Regions from separate parts of the Homo sapiens genome. Here regions 1 and 2 are each linked to region 3. The links are chromatin contacts, found by Hi-C or POLR2A ChIA-PET in ENCODE. All regions are on one chromosome and are shown on one strand. The core of a region is the stretch at or near the end of the contact, and the rest is flanking DNA. Distances in the headings are between cores, read along the strand shown.

Region 1 (3,578 bases), core at 695-3,194, 180 kb before region 3:
TTACCCCTTAGCACTAAGCCTAAGTGGAAGTACTCCTGACCTCAATGCTCCCTGACGTAACAGGAAAACTGAAACAGGGAGATGAATCAGATGGCTCAGAGTATACCTGCTCCTATGACCTTTGCTAAAAAGCATACTGCCCTTGCAAAGCAGCTCAAGCTATTGCTGAAAAGGTGTCATGGTTACTAAAGCTTCAATAACTTGAATAAATAAGATAAGCCTAACAATCTTGTTCTGCTTGATAAGGAATCCTCATTGGTGAGGAATCATTCCAGTCTCATATTTTTCCAAGCACTATTCTAATAATTGTGATTCTTTTTTTGTTTTTGTTTTTGTTTTGAGACAGAGTCTCACTCTGTTGCCCAGGCTGGAGTGCAGGGGCACGATCTCAGCTCACTGCAAGCTCCACCTCCTGGGTTCACACCGTTCTCCTGCCTCAGCCTCCAGAGCAGCTGGACTACAGGTGCGTGCCACCACACCCAGCTAATTTCTTTTTGTATTTTTAGTAGAGACGGGGTTTCACCGTGTTAGCCAGGATGGTCCTGATCTCCTGACTCCATGATCTGCCTGCCTTAGCCTCCCAAAAGTGCTGGGATTACAGGTGTGAGCTACAGTGCCCGGCCATAATTGTGATTCTTTAACTATGAAAACAATATTTTAGGCCAGGTGCAGCGGCTCACACCTGTAATCCCAGCACTTTGGGAGGGTGATGCAGGTGGATCACCTGAGGTCAGGAGTTTGAGACCAGCCTGGCCAATATGGTGAAACCCCGTCTCTACTAAAAAATACAAAAATTAGCCGGTTGTGGTAGCCCATGCCTGTAATCCAGCTACTCAGAAGGCTGAGGCATGAGAATCGTTTGAAACTGGGAGGAGGTTGCAGTGAGCCAAGATCACCCCACTGTACTCCAGCCTGGACAAAAGAGCAAGAAGACCCTATCTCAAAAAAAAGAAAACAATATTTTAATGTATTTGTATGTCACTATGATGCATCTCACTACACCTATACAGAAAAGTTCTGAACCACTAAAAATTCCTCTTAATGGCAGAAATTCAATTTGCATCCACATACAGATAATCCCTACCCTTAACCACTGTATACATTTATCATACTGCCTTATATATCGTAGGCTAATTAATGTCTGTTCAAACTAAATGTCTGAATACATGAATGAAGAGATCAACTTCAATAATCAATTACAGTAACATTTAACTCACTAGTTTAACCTTTACTTTCCTTTAAATTAGCTATTTATATGCCTAAGATGCACAATTAGCTATTCAGATGTCTGAGGGCAGCCAAGTCTAGTAACCAACAGCATAAACTGTGGAACCAGACTCCAGGGATTTTAACCAGAAATTCCACTTTCTAGTTGTGTGACATAATCAAGTTCCTTATCTATGCCTCAGTTTCCCGTGCCTGTAAAAAGGGTAATAATAGTTCCTACCTAAGATTGATATGAGGTTAAATGAATTAATATTTCTAAGGAACTGAGGTGTTTGGCATTATTATGTGTTTTTTGTTAAACCAAAAAAAAAAAATCAATAGCCTTTCTATATTATAAAGCTCTTTGAGGCCGAGTGTGGTGGCTCATGCCTATAAACCCAACACTTTGGGAGGCCGAGGTGGGAGGATTGCTTGAGTTCAGGTGTTTGAGACCAGCCTGGGCTACATAGTGAGCACCCTCTTTAAAAAAAAAAAAAAAACTTTAAAAATAAAAATAAAGGTCTTTGAAGGATGAACCTTATTAAATTCATCCTAGCATACTGCCTAGCATACAGCAGATGACTAATATATGTCTGAAAAATGAACATGGGTATATTTCCTACTAGAAAAGGGATGTTTACACTTTCAAATTAGAGAAGGAACCTTGAGAGAAGCTAAATATAGCACACTGAAAACTGTTGACACATCTTTTAAGAGTAAGAAGAACTTGAAGAATGAAGACACACCTAATGTCCCATTCAATACCCCCTAACAAGGGGAATAATTATGATTTCCTCTGTGACACTGCTATGTCCTGTACACATACACATATAACCCAAGGTTGTAAAAGCAAAACAAGGCTGGGCACAGTGGCTCATACCTGTAGTCCCAGCACTTTGGGAGGTCAAGGCAGGTGGATCACCTGAGGTCAGGATTCAAGCCACCCTGACCAATATGGTGAAACTCTGCCTCTATTAAAAATACAAAAATTAGCCAGGTGTAGTGGCATGTGCCTGTAGTCCCAGCTACTGGGGAGGCTGAGCCCGGGAGAACTGCTTGAATTCAGGAGGCAGAGGTTGCAGTGAGCTGAGATCATGCCACTGCACTCCAGCCTGGGTGACAAGAGCAAGACTCGTCTCAAAAAAAAAAAAAAAAAAAAAAAAAAAAGAAAGAAAGAAAGAAACAAGAAAATTTGTAGTTTCTGTAGAGCATCTCATGCCACTAACCCCAATATAACAAATCCTCTGCTCAACAATAAAAACTGAGTTCTAAAGGAAAATACATTAATATAGCACTTGACAAGTTACAAGTTACAAAGTACTTTTGCATATACTATATCATTTGATTCTCTAAAAAAAAAAAAACAACAACAAAACAGACAAATACTGATACTACCATATCATGTTTTTTTTTTGGTTTTTGGTTTTTTTTCTGAGACGGAGTCTCACTCTGTCACCAGGCCTAAGTGCAGTGGCCTGATCTTGGCTCACTGCAACCTCCACCTCCTGGGTTCAAGCGATTCTCCTGCCTCAGTCTCCTGAGTAGCTGGGACTACAGGCATGCACCACCACACCCAGCTAATTTTTGTATTTTTAGTAGAGACGAGGTTTCACCATGTTGGCCAGGATGGTCTCCATCTCTTGACCTTGTGATCCACCTGCCTCGTCCTCCCAGAGTGCTGGGATTATAGGCGTGAGCCACCATGCCCGGCCCATATGCTGTTTACAGAGGGAAAAAACTGAACCTCAGGGGAGATACTTGCTTAAAGCCTGCGCATTTATAAAGTAACATAGTAGAGATTCCAACCCTGGTCTTCTGGGCTTTAGATCCCAAATTCTTTCCTTCTCTTTTCATTATAGTAACAAAATAATAATAATAACAAATATTAATTAGTCATAATTGTCCATGTAGAAATTAAAACTTAAAAGCTTCCAAATTCATTGAATTTCTTGACACAATTTAAGGACTAATGTATAAAAAAGAGCTTGGCTAGGATTTCCTAATTACTTCAGAAGTTTTGGAAAACTCCATAAATTTATTGTAAACTGATTAACTCAATACTACAGTAAAGCATGTTTCTGAAACAGCTGTTTCAATGATTCAGAAATGAAAGCAAGTATCACTAATGTATGTACTTCCCTATTACCACATATTAAAACTAAAATTCATTTTGCCGGGCATGGTGGCTCACACCTGCCATCTCAGCACTTTGGGAGGCTGAGGTGGGCAGATCACTTGAGGTCAGGAGCTCGAGACCAGCCTGGCCAAGATGGTGAAACCCCGTAAAAATACAAAAGTTAGCCCAGTCTGGTGGCACACGCCTGTAGTCCCAGCTACTTGGGAGGCTGAGACAGGAGAATCGCTTGAACCCC
Region 2 (3,146 bases), core at 256-2,755, 130 kb before region 3:
GCGATTTACAAATATTTCACCATCAAGTACATTTTTTGGTACACATAGACCCTATCCTTCCCATCATGGATCCCAAATTTTGAAAAGTATTGTCAGCAAAGCTATATTAATTCATAATTGTTTCATTATTTTTTAAATAGTCAAGAACATTTGTGAGTGCCCATCAGAGCTAATCTGTCACTCTGAGTTGATCACCACAGCCCCTAAGTTAACACATGACTTAGCCTGGACAGCCCCATTTGAGGTTGAAGTTTGTTCTGAAACCTCCTTTACCACTTCTACAGATCCCTTAAATATCCAGGAACCCCATGTTATGACTTAATGTTTAGAAGAAAGGGTTTGCTAAGCCAAAGTATACTTACCCAGAACCCTGTCAAAATTATCTCTAAGTCTAAATAGATGATATCTACATTAATAAGCATTCAGAATCCATTTGTTATCTTGCTATAAACTTGATCTTCATCTTATAACTGGATAATTTACTCATTTAAAATATGTCTTAAGATGGAATCATTCCAGGTTTATTTTTGGATAGCACATAGGTTCTCTTTAAAAATATAAATTCAGCTGGGCATGGTGGCTCACCCCTGTAATCCCAGCATTTTGGGAGGCTGAGGCGAGCAGATCACTTGAGGCCAGGAGTTCAAGACTAGCCTGACCAACATGGTGAAACCCTGTCTCTACTGAAAATACAAAAATTAGCCGGATTGGGTGGCGCATCCCTGGAATCCCAGCTACTTGGGTGTCTGAGGCACTAGAATCACTTGAACCAGGAAGGCGGAGCTTGTAGTGAACTGAGATTGGGCCACTGCATTCCAGCCTGGGTGACAGAGTGAGACTCTGTCTCAATAAATAAATAAATAAATTCATGGCCGGGTATGGTAGTCACACCTATGATCTCAGCATTTTGGGAGGTCAAGACAGGAGAATCGCTTGAGGCCCTGAGTTTGAGATCAGCCTGAGTAACATGGTGAAACCTTGTCTTTACTTTAAGAAAAGTTAGTGTCCACAATGGTTTGAATAAGGAGCGCCAACATCAGTGGTGTCAACAATTTATTCCTAGCCACATTCTCGAATGTGCTAATGGGACACTCACAGTAAAACCTAACCAGCAGGGTGAAATGTTAGTCATACTGAAACAGGGTTAAATACAGTTGAGGTCCAGGGCTTTTACAATTCATCTTTTTATAGCAGTCTGAACCTTCAAAGTATTTTGGTATCATTAATTTTGATGGATAGAGCCACAGACTGGCTGGAACAAAATGTTTTCTGCCCATTATCATATCCTCAAATCGGAGCTACTAACTTGTTGTCCTGAAGACTTAGTCTAAATGTTCTAAGAGAAACTGTTATTGCCAGAGTTACACCCCTGATTGTTGGTTGAGAACGCAGAGTGCTTCCAAATTTTTTTTTTTTTTTTTTTGAGACGTAGTTTCACTCTTGTTGCCCAGGCTGGACTGCAATGGCGCAATCTCAGCTCACCGCAACCTCCGCCTCCCGGGTTCAAGCGATTCTCCTGCTTCAGCCTCCCAAGTAGCAGGGATTACAGGAATGTGCCACCTTGCCCAGCTAATTTTCGTATTTTTAGTAGAGACGGGGTTTCACCATGTTCCTCAGGCTGGTCTTGAACTCCTGACCTCAAATCATCCACCTGCCTCGCTCTCCCAAAGTGCTGGAATTACAGGCATGAGCCACCGCTCCTGGCCCTTCCAAATTTCTTTGTTTTTGAGTCAGAGTCTTGCTATGTTGCCCAGGCTGGAGTGCAGTGGCAAAATCTCGGCTCACTGCAAGCTCTGCCTCCCGGGTTCACGCCATTCTCCTCCCTCAGCCTCCCAAGTAGCTGGGTCTACAAGCATCTGCCACCACACCCGGCTAATTTTTTGTATTTTTAGTAGAGACAGGGTTTCACTGTGTTAGCCAGGATGCTCTCGATCTCCTGACCTTGTGATCTGCCCGCCTCCACCTCTCAAAGTGCTGAGATTACAGGCGTGAGCCACCGCACCCGGTCTTTTTCCCTGTTTTCTTTGCACCAAACTGTATCTGAGTTTTAGACTGTGCAAAGCAGCCAACTGTTTTTATCAAAGACTAGGTAAGATGTGCTTTTCTGGGATGTGTGGCGGTTATTCTTTGCTTTGGAAAAAGAAATTAGAGGAGATATTAGAAAATATTTATTGAGTTCCTACTCTGTGTAAGACATGAGTGAGAACAATATGATGTGGTTGGTTATGAGCATGGACACTGGTACCTAATTGTATGGGCTGTACCTCTTACTAACTACAGGACCTATAGGGATGTCAGTTTCCTCATCCTAAAACTGGGGTTATGGCCGGGCATGGTGGTTCATGCCTATAATCCCAGCACTTTGGGAGGCCAAGGTGGGAGGATCGCTTCAGCCCAGGAGTTTGAGATCAGCCTGGGTAACATAGCGAGACTCCATCTCTACAAAAAATCAAAAAATTAGCCAGGCGTGATGGTGCAGGCCTGTGGTCCCAATACTCAGGAGGCTGAGGTGGGAGGGTTGCTTGAGCCTGGGAGGTAGAAGCTAAAATTAGCCACGATCATTCCATTGTACTCTAGCCTGGGTGACAGAGCAAAATCCTGCCTCAAAAAAAAAAAAAAAAAGATATAAATAAAGTTATAACAGTACCAGTTATAAAGATTAAATAAGACCGTCTTTGCAAAATTCCTTTAGTGGAGTATATGACACATTTTATGTCCTACATGCTTAATAAATTAGTTTTGATTATGTTTAGTGTTTATGTAGATCTTGATTTTTCCCACTGGATTATAAATCCCCTAAGAAATGAATGAACCTCCTAAAGGGAAGGGGAAATTCACATTTCTCTTTATGTTAGATAGTATCCCTACATCTACTCTGTGTTAGATTGTTTCTTATATACTTTATACACATTTAACTCCCATCTTTTGTTATAGATGTTATCAACTTTTTATAGACAAAGAAGCTAAATCCCAGAGAGGATAGTTGAATTGCCTAAGGTTGTATAGCATTGGAGACAGAATTCACATCTGTTCTAATGCCAAGCCCCATAATTATAGACCTTAATAGTTATAAAGATATGGAGGGGAGAATCCAGTGCTTGTTGCATAATCACCTTCCGCTGTTGTTATAATCTCTTAGCAACTGT
Region 3 (3,276 bases), core at 303-2,802:
CCTGGCTACTTGACAGGTTCAGCTAATTGGGCTCTCCTCTCTGCCCTACAAGCCTGCAGGCATTTGAGCTCCAGGTCTGCTGGTAGGAGTGACCCTGACGCTTTCCTATCTCCCAGCACCCTTCCCCTCATGAGCTCCCTAACTGCCCATTTCCTCTCTCTCCAGAGTCTATTGGGTCTGTTCTGCCTACACCTTAAGAAAAGAGCTCCACTCTTGCACTGTTGGCGCAAATTGTTATTTAGCTTTTTTTTTTTTTCATTATTTAACTTTTCTCATGTTGGTCTTGAGGGCAGACATTGTCTCTTCTCTGTATTTCCTGTGGTGATAACAGAATCCTATAGTAAGCACCCAGTAGATTACAATTGCTTTTACCAGGATAGGGCTTTATGTGTATCAAGGTTGGTTTTTTTTTTTTTTTTTTAGACAGAGTCTCACTCTGTCACCCAGGCTGGAGTGCGGTGGTGTGATCTCGGCTCACTGCAACCTCTGCCTCCCAGGTTCAAGCGATTCTTGTGCCTCAGCCTCCTGAGTAGCTGGGATTACAGGGGCACGCCACCACACCTGGGTAATTTTTGTATAAGGTTCTTTTGTAAGTTTTAAAAAATCTTCACAGCAGTCCACTGAAGTAGACAGAGCATTCTTTTAGTATGCCCTTTTAGTCACAGTCTTTCTAGCGCAGTTGGAGAAACTAAGGCCTACACATAAGCAACATGCCCATTAATTAATTTTTTATTTCTATAGGATAGACATTTAAAAGAGTAACTCTGTCCCAGGGGCTAGGAAATAGAGCTGACAGGCATAATCCCATCCCTTAAGGATGAGGCAGATATTTGAACAAACAATTGTATACAGCAAGTGAAGTTTTAGGACAGAGAAGTGTTGAAAGTGTTTAACTTTATTTGGGGAAGATCAGTGAAAGATTCAAAGAGAAAGAATTGCTGGCATTGGACCTTCAAGGACTTCAAGGTGCAGAAGGGGTGGAAGGGAGGGCATCCCAGGCAGAAGAAATGGCACATACCAAAGCCCAGAGGAGTGAACAGACAGGCACTTTGGGAGGCCCTGTAGCATCAGCATGGCTGGCAGGAGATGTATAGGAGATAGAGGGGAAAGATGGCTATGACTACCATTTGTAAGACCCTAAGACTTCCAGAAGCAGGAGACTAAAAGGGCCCTTTATAGTTCCTTCCTCTTCATTCAGTCTGCGCATCACTAGTACTTCTTTCCAGAGTCATACACATTCCATAAACGTCCTTTAAGCTCTGGATGGGCTCGCTATTGTCCTTGCTTTTTTGCACCCCAGCTTGCCTGCACAGAGGTTTGTCATCTCCTTTTCATGCTGAAAGAAAACAGATTTATCACAGGAGGAAACTGCGACATGATAGCTTGGAGGAATAAAGGTTACCAGGTGAAACGACATCTGCGTCATTTATTCTCTGTGGCATGAGGTAGCTGAGAAGGAATAAAGTCCGTCTGTGACCAAACACCTGTGTTTCTGTCTAGCTGGCAGGGTCACCGGAGGGGAGCTTTAAATTGCTCTTTAAATGAGTCAGACCTGTTCCCCCGGAGAGAAGGCTGGTGCAGCTTGAGCTCTGTGGGCAAGTCTGACTGGGCCTTTCTCACTTTTGCCTGTGTTTGCCTTGCAGCTGTGTAAATGAGTATGGAAGATTATGATTTCCTGTTCAAAATTGTTTTAATTGGCAACGCTGGTGTGGGGAAGACGTGCCTCGTCCGAAGATTCACTCAGGTAAGGGAACTCGTAAGGGAACTCGTAAGCCCAGGGTTGGGTTTGTCAGTCTAGCCTGAGGGGTTGGGGGAATCTGTCGAGATGGATGACCAGTTTCAATGCCAGGGTCTTAGCTGTGAGTTCCTGATGCACCCTTTGAAAGCTGCATCTGCTTTGTAGCCAAGACAAGGGGTTTTTAAACCACCTCACGGGAGCATGGCCCTGGGAGTCTCCACCAACCCTCCCATGCCTCTTCTTGCTTCCTTTAATGACAAAGGCAAGTGGTTTTGCTGTCAGTGTGCAGTATCAAAACTAAATTATTGGATAAAAGGAAGTTACTAATTAATAATCCCCAGGTGGAAACAAATGAATCTGGACGTCAAACTGAACCTAAATTTTTTAAAACTCTAATACAAATTAAACCAATCAAACTCTGCCTATGCCCCCTTACATCCTCCCAGGAAACTTGAGTGAATCATTTTCATTTAGGACCAAATAGGCCAATTTTCTAAACCTCTTCAGTAGGAATGAAATGAAAATAGTGAAGAATTATCTGAACTGAATTGAATGGCCTCTCTGGGTTGAATTCAATTCTTATCATATGATCTAAGTACAGGTTCCCTTTGGGACTGCCCTTTTGAGAATCACTGCTGGAGATTATATACTGCTTTTATATAGAAATCATTCCAAAGTTGACCTTTTTTGTGTGTTTTCCCCTGAAAAATATGAATGATACCCTTTGTAGGACCATTACATACATATCTTGAATTTTCATAAAGTACTTGTTCAGCAAGTTGGAACTTGCTCCTCTATCTAAGGCATAGGATAACCTGGTGCTGTGGAAAGAGCACTGGCTTGGGAGTTGAGACATGGGTCTTAGTCCTGGTTCTGCCCCTGGCTTGCTCTGTGAGCCTGGGTAAGTTACCTCCCTTTCCTGGGACTGCCTGTTGCACATCAGGGGCTGGGTGAGCTCCAAGGCCCCTTCCAGCTCTGACAGTCTGTGGTTTTGCGGAAAACGAAAGAGACAGATTGAATAACAAATAGCTAGAGGGCCCAGAGTCACTTTGGAAATGTCAGGGTTTTTCCCATGATAAGTGAATAGAACCCATGCTTTTTACTAAGCCGTGGCCTGGTGAAATCAAAAGTAACAAGCTAATAGGCATCTGGGCTCAGTCAACTGCCATGGAGATATATTGGAAACTCCAGCTGGTTTTACTTCTACCTAACATTAGTCATATTTTCTGCTTTTGACAAAAGGATAAGACTGCAGAGATGTAGTAAAGTTTTCAGTCCCTTTATCAAAAGTTTCCTTGACCTTGTCTTAGTATTGAAAGGTCACTTAGAGATTATTCAACCCACCTCTCTCACTTTATAGATGAAAGGTCAGATCTAGAGGGGCTAAATGCCTGCTTAGGATCTTATATTGTGAGATTAGATAGAGTGGCAAGGCTAGGATTAGAACCCGGGTTCCAGGTTCTTAGCCTGATAATTTGTCTCCTATACATTCTAACTTCTGAGACCATTCTCTTTAAAAGCACAAACTCTGTCATTAG

Evidence for each region. Hi-C counts contacts between places; a loop is a spot of excess contacts on that map. ChIA-PET counts read pairs that join two places held with the same protein, here RNA polymerase II (POLR2A). Pooled maps may share reads with other maps.
Region 1: a map with no recorded cell type shows a loop between it and region 3 (1.9-fold over the local background). The contact joins two enhancer-like sites. A Hi-C loop is called at or near these places in 2 of 168 maps with a recorded cell type or tissue (heart left ventricle and heart right ventricle), 1 of 37 single-sample maps with no recorded cell type and 2 of 50 pooled maps. POLR2A ChIA-PET finds 5 or more read pairs at or near these places in 7 of 52 experiments (B cell, HepG2, OCI-LY7 and 4 more).
Region 2: a loop to region 3 is called in a pooled map, with 2.7 times the contacts of the local background. The contact joins two enhancer-like sites. A Hi-C loop is called at or near these places in 2 of 37 single-sample maps with no recorded cell type and 6 of 50 pooled maps. POLR2A ChIA-PET finds 5 or more read pairs at or near these places in 4 of 52 experiments (CD4-positive, alpha-beta T cell, GM12878, activated B cell and 1 more).

What each region holds. Positions count from the first base shown.
Region 1 is chr11:83,172,515-83,176,092 of GRCh38, reverse strand. All of the region lies in intron 9 of PCF11 (PCF11 cleavage and polyadenylation factor subunit), which reads right to left. Among named protein-coding and RNA genes, the nearest start is that of PCF11-AS1, 13 kb to the left of the region's middle. Within about 2 kb of position 1,944, at least 2 of the 41 ENCODE cell types and tissues checked have a DNase peak (open chromatin) inside an H3K27ac peak, as active enhancers do; they include B cell, where a contact is called at or near this core.
Region 2 is chr11:83,125,175-83,128,320 of GRCh38, reverse strand. No RefSeq gene overlaps it. Among named protein-coding and RNA genes, the nearest start is that of LINC02951, 30 kb to the right of the region's middle. Within about 2 kb of position 1,505, at least 3 of the 41 ENCODE cell types and tissues checked have a DNase peak (open chromatin) inside an H3K27ac peak, as active enhancers do.
Region 3 is chr11:82,995,692-82,998,967 of GRCh38, reverse strand. RAB30 (RAB30, member RAS oncogene family) reads left to right here. Exons shown (of 5, transcript NM_001286060.2): 2 at 1,644-1,744. The coding sequence starts at 1,652. Among named protein-coding and RNA genes, the nearest start is that of SNORA70E, 44 kb to the left of the region's middle. RefSeq lists an enhancer at 2,849-3,028. Within about 2 kb of position 1,552, at least 14 of the 41 ENCODE cell types and tissues checked have a DNase peak (open chromatin) inside an H3K27ac peak, as active enhancers do; they include B cell, where a contact is called at or near this core.